Linked DNA regions of Homo sapiens: region 1 is linked to region 2. Evidence: chromatin contacts called from ENCODE Hi-C or POLR2A ChIA-PET data. All regions are on one chromosome and are shown on one strand. Each heading gives the region's core, a stretch centred on a gene start or an enhancer-like site at or near the end of the contact. The rest is flanking DNA. Distances are from core to core; before and after follow the strand shown. Region 1 overlaps SIPA1L3 (signal induced proliferation associated 1 like 3). Region 2 holds the start of SIRT2 (sirtuin 2).

Region 1 (3,784 bases), core at 167-2,666, 730 kb after region 2:
ATCAAGTGATTCTCTCGCCTCAGCCTCTCGAGTCTCTGGGACTACTGGCACCCGCCACCACACCTGGCTAATTTTTGTATTTTTAGTAGAGGCGGGGTTTCATCATGTTGGCCAGGCTGGTCTCAAACTCCTGACCTCAGGTGATCCGCCCGCCTCGGCCTCCCAAAGTGCTGGGATGAGAGGCGAGCCACCGTGTCTGGTTGACAGATCCTATTACCCCCATTTTACAGATGAGGACATTGAGCCTCAGAGCACCTAAGGGGCCTGAGAGAGATCACGCAGTTGGGGTAAGAGGTGGAGCTGTGATGTAGACATAGGCAGTCAGAGGAAGAGCCCTGAAGTCACACTGCTCACCCACATACCCCGAGGGCCCCCAGCCACTTGGCCTTCACCCTGGACCAATCTTGCTTTCTCTCCCTGACGTGTGTCATGGGCTGGAGAACCAATTCATCCCTGCATGCGGCTGGAATTGTGCTCCAGTGTAGGAGCCGTAAGCAGCCACATTGCCCCTGTGGCCTGTGGGGCAGAAGCGACGGGTCTTCAGGAAGCAGACACAGAGAGGGTCTAGGCAAGAGATTCAACAGAGATACCAATCAAGCCACTGCTCGCTACCTCCACCAACCACTGCCACCTGTATTGTCAGAGCGGCCTCCTCCTGGCTCCCTCTTCCTCCTGCATCCTTCCCCAGCCTCAGCACACAGCCAGAGAGATCCTGGGAACATGTGAATCAGATCAGGACTCTCTCAGGGTTCCACCTCACTCTGGGTAAGACCCAGAGCCCTCCCGACAGGGCCCCCCATCTGCCCCCCTCTCTTCTCTGCCCCCAGCTCCTCCACACTCCCTCTCCTTCACTCTGCTCCAGCCATGCGGAAGCTGTTCCTCAAACACATCAGAAACACTGCTACCTTGGGACCTTTGCACTGCTCCCCGCCCTGCAGATCTCTGCCTGGCTTCCGCACTCCCTTGAGTTCCAGGAGACGGCCTCGCTTCCTCTTCCCAAGCTGTGACTCTCCGAGGAGGTCTCTGTCTCAGGTGACCCCAGCCTCCCAACACTCACAGGCAGGGTGGGCCCCGGTGGATCTTCAGGCCCTCAGATTACCTTTCAGGGCTGTGTCCCCAGAAGGGCATCCCAGGGACTCCTGGCGCAGCCTGGGGAAGCAAGGCCACGTGCTTCCTGCCTGCCTGGGAACGCCCGGCTGCGTCAGCTCCATGTGGAGCCGAGAGCCTATGACTGCTCCTAACAGCTCTGACAAATTGCTCTGGAAGCCCAGAAAGCTCTGGAGTGCGTGCTGCCTCAGGAGAGGGCGAGGGCCAGGTGGCTGCCCGCCCAGGATCACTCAGCCCACTGCGGTGCCCATGGCAGGCACTGGCGCCTGGCAGCATGCCTGGCAGCTGGGCTCCCATGACGAATGTCTGGAGGGAGCATCTGTGAGGTCATCGATGGGCACAAGCTGCTACAGGCTGCACCTGCTTCCACGGCAAGGGCCGCAGCCCGGGGAAGGGAGGGTAGGGGGCTCCCCGCTTGGGCGTGTCAGGACCCATCCCTCTCCTGGCAGCCTTTGAATGCTGACCACCATCCTCCCCCTGCCCAAGATAGTCCGTCCTCTCCAGAGTAGCCCACAGTGATCTTTTCTATTTTTTCATTTTTACATTTTATTATTATCATTTTTTGAGATAAGGTCTTACTTTGTCACCCAGGCTGAGTGCAGTGATGTGATCTCGGCTCACTGCAGCCTCCACTTCCCGGGGTCAAGCAATCCTCCAACCTCAGCCTCCCAAGTAGCTGGGACAACATGCGTGTGCCACCACACCCAGCTAATTTTTTGTAGACATGGGGTTTTGCCATGTTGCTCAGGCTGGTCTTGAACTCCTGGGCTCAAGTGATCCACCTGCCTTAGCCTCCCAAAGTGCTGGGATTACAGGTGTGAGCCACTACGTCCAGCCCACAGTAATCTTTTTAAAAACATTAAGTCAGATGATGTGCTCAAATGCCTCCCATGGCTCCCATGTCCCTTGGAACCAAATCCCAGCATCTGACTTTGGTCAATATGCCCGCTAGAACCAGGCTCCTGCCACCTCACTATGCTGACCTCCTGCCACTCTCCCCCCATCCCACCTGCTTCAGCCCCTCTGGCCACCTGACCATTTCTGGAGCATTGAGAGTAAGTTCACCCTCAGGGTCTAGTCATCTACTGTTTCCACTGCCTGGATCTCACCCTGGCTTCCTACAACGCATCACCTCCTGAGAAGCCTTCCCAGAGACCCGCTGTTTTTGCCTTTCCTCCCCAGCACTTATCACCTCCTGGCACACTCCACGGTGGTTCGGCTGTCTGTCTGTCTTGTCCTGTCTCCAGGAGAATGACAGCTCCATAAGGGAAGGATGCTGCGACACCTGGCACAGAGTAGGGGCTGCAAAGGTCAGTGACTGGAAGAATCAGTCCCCGCTGGCTGCCCCACTCTGCCTCCTCTTCTCACAAGCACCTCAGGTGCTCCCAGGCCACGGCAGCCTCCAGACACGTGGCAGCCACCCTGGACTCTCACATGGCTTGCTGGCTCTGCCCTGGGCCTGCATCTCCCTCCCAGCTTACTTCCTGGCAATGCCGCCTGCTGCCACATCCACAGTTGCTTTGTCCTCCAGCTCAGGCCCACGTCCTCCCATGCAGATCCAAGCCTCAGCCCCCTCAGAGACTTTGCCTCCTGTCTCGCTGCCAGCACCATATTTTGGAACACAAATCCACCCGCATTACCCTGGCTGCTCTTAAGATGAGATCCAAACTCCATAATGGAGCTGGTAGGGCCCTGAATGTTCTGGCCACTGCTGATTTCCCCAACCTCCCATTGGCTGCCCTACCTGCCTACCTACCTACCTACCTCCAGGGCCTTGCTCTGTCACCCAGGATGGAGTGATTGATTGATCAACAGGGTGTCAATCAGTTACCCAGGATGGAGTGCAGTGGTGCAATCACAGCACACTGCTGTCTCGAACTTCCAGGCTCAAGTGATCCTCTCACCTCAGCCTCTTGAGTAGCTGGGACTGCAGGAGCCTACTGCCATACCCAGCTAATTTAAAAAAATTTTTGGCCAGGCATGGTGGCTCATGCCTGTAATCTCAGCACTTTGGGAGGCCAAGGTGGGTGGGTCACCCGAGGTCAGGAGTTCGAGACCAGCCTGGCCAACATGGTGAAACCCTGTCTCTACTATAAATACAAAAATTAGCCGGGCGTGGTGGCAGGTGCCTGTAATCCCAGCTACTCGGGAGGCTGAGGCAGGAGAATCGCTTGAACCTGGGAGGCAGAGGTTGCAGTGAGCTGAGACTGTGCCATTGCACTGCAGCCTGGGCAACAAGAGCGAAACTCCATCTCAAAAAAAAAAAAAAAAAAAAAAAAGTTTTGGTAGGGGGATAGAGATGGGTCTATGTTGCCCAGGCTGGTCTCAAACTCCTGGCCTCAAGTGATGCTCCTGCCTTGGCCTCCCAAAGTGCTGGGATTACAGGCATGAGCCACTGTGCCCAGCCACAATTTCTATACTTGAGCCCAAGGGCCTGTGTTCAGTGGCCTGACGATACCACCCTCCTCCCTACCACAGGGACTTTGCACACGCAACTCTAATTCATAGACATACTTTCTCCACGCCTCATCTTTCCCTTCTGTTTTTTTGTTAATGGTAAATAGTCATATATACATTCTTCTGAATGAGAAATTCAACAGACTTAAAAAAAAACATATGTGTGTATATATACATAGTTGTATATATACATACTGAGGTTCACAACATATATTGAGGC
Region 2 (3,779 bases), core at 958-3,457:
AAGAATGCTTGAGCTCAAGAGTTTGAGACCACAGCTGCACACAGTGGCTCACACCTGTAATCCCAGCACTCTGAGAGGCCACAGCGGGTGGATCACCTGAGGTCAGGAGTTTGAGACCAGCCTGGCCAACATGGTGAAACTGCTGTTGCTACTAAAAATACAAAAATTAGCCAGGTGTGGGGGCACGTGCCTGTAATCCCAAATTTGGGAGGCTGAGGCAGTAGAACTGCTTAAACCCAGGAGTCAGAGGTTTCAGCGAGCAGAGATAGTGCCACTATACTCCAGCCTGGGTGACAGAACAAGACTCTGTCTCAAAAAAAAAAAAAGAGTTTGAGAACATAGGGGGACAAAAAAATTTAAAAATTTGCCAGGCATGGTGGCATGTGCCTGTGGTCCCAGCTACTCAGGAGGCTGAGGTGCAAGGATCACTTGAGCCAGGAGGTTGTGGCTATAGTAAGCCATGATCATGCCACTGCACTCCAGCCTGGGCGACAGAGTGAGACTTCGTTTCAAAAAAAAAAGTCAGAACAGAGACCAATTGAATAGAAAGTAAAAAAAAATTAATGAAACCAAAATTAATTAATGAAATTTAATGAAAATTAACGAGACTATAAAGCTGGTTGAGATCAATATTCAGTGCCTCCTGGATCAGGCCCTGCTTGCATCACTGGGCATACAGCAGTAAACACAACAGACAAAAAACCCAGTACAATCCCTCATCTGGGCCTTTGCAACTGCAGTTCCTTCTCCTTGAAATGCTCTTATCTTGTTTATCTATTGCCTCATTTTCCTGCTTTATTTTTCTCCAAAGTACTTAACTACCTCTGACTTTATTTCCTTTTCTTACTTTCTATGTTTCTTTCTTTCTGCGTGTCTTTCTTTGTTTCTTCCTGTCTTTCCATTTCTTTCCTTCCTTGTGGTCTTATCAATCTGTTTATTTAGCTCCACTAAAATGTATGCTCCACAAGGGCTTAAGTTTTTGTTTGTTTTCTTCACTGCCTTTATCACTAGCACCTAAACGGAGCCTGGAACGTGGTAATGTGTAAAGAATATTTGTTTAACAGATGAATCCTTGGTCTCATGGAGCTAACATTCTTTTTTTTAATTTTCCTATTTTTTTACTTTAATTAGGAATTCAACATAGAAGAGCTTACATTCTCTCTCTTTGAATTTAAGATTTGAAGAACACTGCTCAGAAGACAGGATCTTAGAGTCAGGGACCAAGTATTAATTTCGGAAATCAAACTCTAGGGCTCAAATCGGGAACTAAGAATCAAAGATCATATTTGGAGGTTAGAAGTCAGGAGAAGCCACAGTTCTAACAGAAGTCTCAGGACTGGAGTCAGGTTTGGGTATCAGTGGATACAATGTGGATTCCAGGAGCTGAGAATCATAGTTCAAGAAAAGAAGGTAAGAAATGATTGGGTTAGGATCATAGCTAGATAGAAGATTGGTTTTGTTAAAAGTTAGGACTCGGGGGTTAGAGGTCAGGAAGTTCAGCATCGGAAGTCAGATTTAGGAGTATGAGGTTAGGAAGCCTCAGGGATCAGAGATTAATGAGGAATGTGACGCCGGGTCCTAGGGCTCCGTTTGGCAGCCTAAGGTTCACTCACGTGTCCCCATCCTCAGTGACGTAGCCGAAGACGAGGGGAGCCCACGACAGCCCCGGGCCCAACTCCGCGCCCAACCCAGGTCCTCCGGGGGCCGCTGCGTCCGGACCCAGGGAGCCCAGGCCGCTGTCGCACCATTCATCTGCGTCGGCAGCTTTTCCCAAGCACGCGACCCCAGCCATGGCCCCCGCCGCCTCAGGGGCCCCCCGCAGTCGCCCGCCTGTAGCTGGGCTTTGCCGGGAGTTCTGGAGCTTCCGCCCTGCGGGAAATTCCCCACCACGCCCCCTGATTCACCCAATGATAATATGCTGAATCGCTCACACCCCGCCCTCGTACTGCATCCTGACCAATCAGAGTATTCGGGAGGACTACAACTCTCTAGCCGTTCCCACATTTTCCGGGCGCCCTTTACCAACATGGCTGCTGACGCCACGCCTTCTGGGACTCGTAGTCCGGTCCTCGCGCGCTTTCTTACCTAACTGGGGCGCTCTGGGTGTTGTACGAAAGCGCGTCTGCGGCCGCAATGTCTGCTGAGAGTTGTAGTTCTGTGCCCTATCACGGCCACTCCCATTTCTGGTGCCGTCACGGGACAGAGCAGTCGGTGACAGGACAGAGCAGTCGGTGACGGGACACAGTGGTTGGTGACGGGACAGAGCGGTCGGTGACAGCCTCAAGGGCTTCAGCACCGCGCCCATGGCAGAGCCAGACCGTGAGTCGGGGATCCGGGTAGGAGGGTCGGGCCGCGCCGGGGCCTGGCTGAATGCTGCAGGCCCCGGGGCCCAAGGGTGGCCGCGGTGGGGCGGGAAGTAGGGAGCGCTTCGGGGAGTGGGATTCTGAGGGCTGTTGCTTAGCGATCTGTATCGCTAGGCTGGTGGGTTTCTGGGTCGCAGTGTGTTCAGGGTTCGTTTACCACATCCACTTGCCAAGTTGCCAATGATCGCGTGTTTCTCGCACCTTGGTTGCTAAGGTCCCTCGCTGCAAAGAACATAAGTTGCCCCGGTCCCGCTTGCTATGGGTACCTGATTGTTAGAGGCAACCAGAGGATGCTGAGGGACCCCTGCTGACCCCTCCTATGGCTTCCCCTTGTTCCGCGCCTCTCCTAAACCTACCGCCTCCACTGCACCACTGCACCTCCCTCCTAAACCTGCCTCCCAGCCAAAGCGTCTCTTCCCTTCTCTTTTCCTTTCTAAACTTCCCTCTGCCTTGTAAATCTAACCCTCCCCGCACACACACTCACACACTGTCGTGTCCTTCCTAACTCCTCCTGAGTGTTCCTTCATGCCCTGAATCCCCTAGGTAGGAGGAGGAGGATCGCTTGAGCCCAGGAATTTGAGGCTGCAGTGAGCTATGATCGCACTATTGCACTCCAACCTGGGTGACATGAGCGAGACCCTTTCTCTAAAAAGTAAAAAAGAAAGAAAGTAAGTCAGGGCCAGAAACAATGGCTCATGCTTGTAATCCCAGTACTTTGGGAGGCCAAGGTGGTTGGATCGCTTGAGCCCAGGAGTTCAAGACCAGCCTGGGCAAAAGCCCCTACTTTCTCCCTGTCCCCCTAAATCTTCCTCTCCAGCCTCTCTGCCCCTCACTAATCACCTCTCCCGGCATCACTTTGCATGTAGATAAGATCTTTTCTCCGTCCCCTCCCTCCCTCTGCTCCATTTTTACCACCATCCCATCCCAGTGTAACTAGGTTGGTGGGTGTTCTTGCCCCCTCACTGACCATTTGAACCCCTTTATTCCCCCCTTAATCGTTCTCCCCACTGTAACCACCTCTGCTCCCCTCCCCCAGCCTCTCACCCTCTGGAGACCCAGGCAGGGAAGGTGCAGGAGGCTCAGGTGAGATGGGGGAAAGGGTGGAGGGGAGGAGAGAGACGGACTTGTTCCACATCCCACACTGGGGGGAGGTGGCAAAGGGGAAACAGTCACCCCAGGGCCCTCGGCTCATTGCCCCAATCCCTCACACCACCCAGTGCAGCTTTCTGGGGAAAGGCAGATTCTGGGGATTGTCAGAGAAGAGTTTCCAGCCTCAAGTCCAGGCCTGTCCTCCCAAACTTTCCTTCTTCCTTGCCACTGCCTGCCATCCCTTCTGAACCACATTTGTCCTGGGACTGGAAGAGACAGGTATCCCATTTGGTCTTGGAACGCACAGATCTCGTGGACAAGTGATGG

What was found. Hi-C counts contacts between places; a loop is a spot of excess contacts on that map. ChIA-PET counts read pairs that join two places held with the same protein, here RNA polymerase II (POLR2A).
Region 1: a loop to region 2 is called in a map of gastrocnemius medialis, with 2.6 times the contacts of the local background. The contact joins the enhancer-like site here to the promoter of SIRT2 in region 2. A Hi-C loop is called at or near these places in 1 of 168 maps with a recorded cell type or tissue (gastrocnemius medialis). POLR2A ChIA-PET finds 5 or more read pairs at or near these places in 1 of 52 experiments (common myeloid progenitor, CD34-positive).

The regions. Positions count from the first base shown.
Region 1 is chr19:38,170,988-38,174,771 of GRCh38, reverse strand. The region is part of intron 15 of SIPA1L3 (signal induced proliferation associated 1 like 3); the gene reads right to left. Among named protein-coding and RNA genes, the nearest start is that of SNORD152, 9.8 kb to the right of the region's middle. RefSeq lists an enhancer at 3,771-3,784. Within about 2 kb of position 1,416, at least 9 of the 41 ENCODE cell types and tissues checked have a DNase peak (open chromatin) inside an H3K27ac peak, as active enhancers do; they include gastrocnemius medialis, where a contact is called at or near this core.
Region 2 is chr19:38,898,046-38,901,824 of GRCh38, reverse strand. SIRT2 (sirtuin 2) reads left to right here and starts at 2,207. Exons shown (of 16, transcript NM_012237.4): 1 at 2,207-2,319; 2 at 3,400-3,446. The coding sequence starts at 2,304. NFKBIB (NFKB inhibitor beta) reads right to left here and starts at 1,856. Exons shown (of 6, transcript NM_002503.5): 1 at 1,614-1,856. The coding sequence starts at 1,792.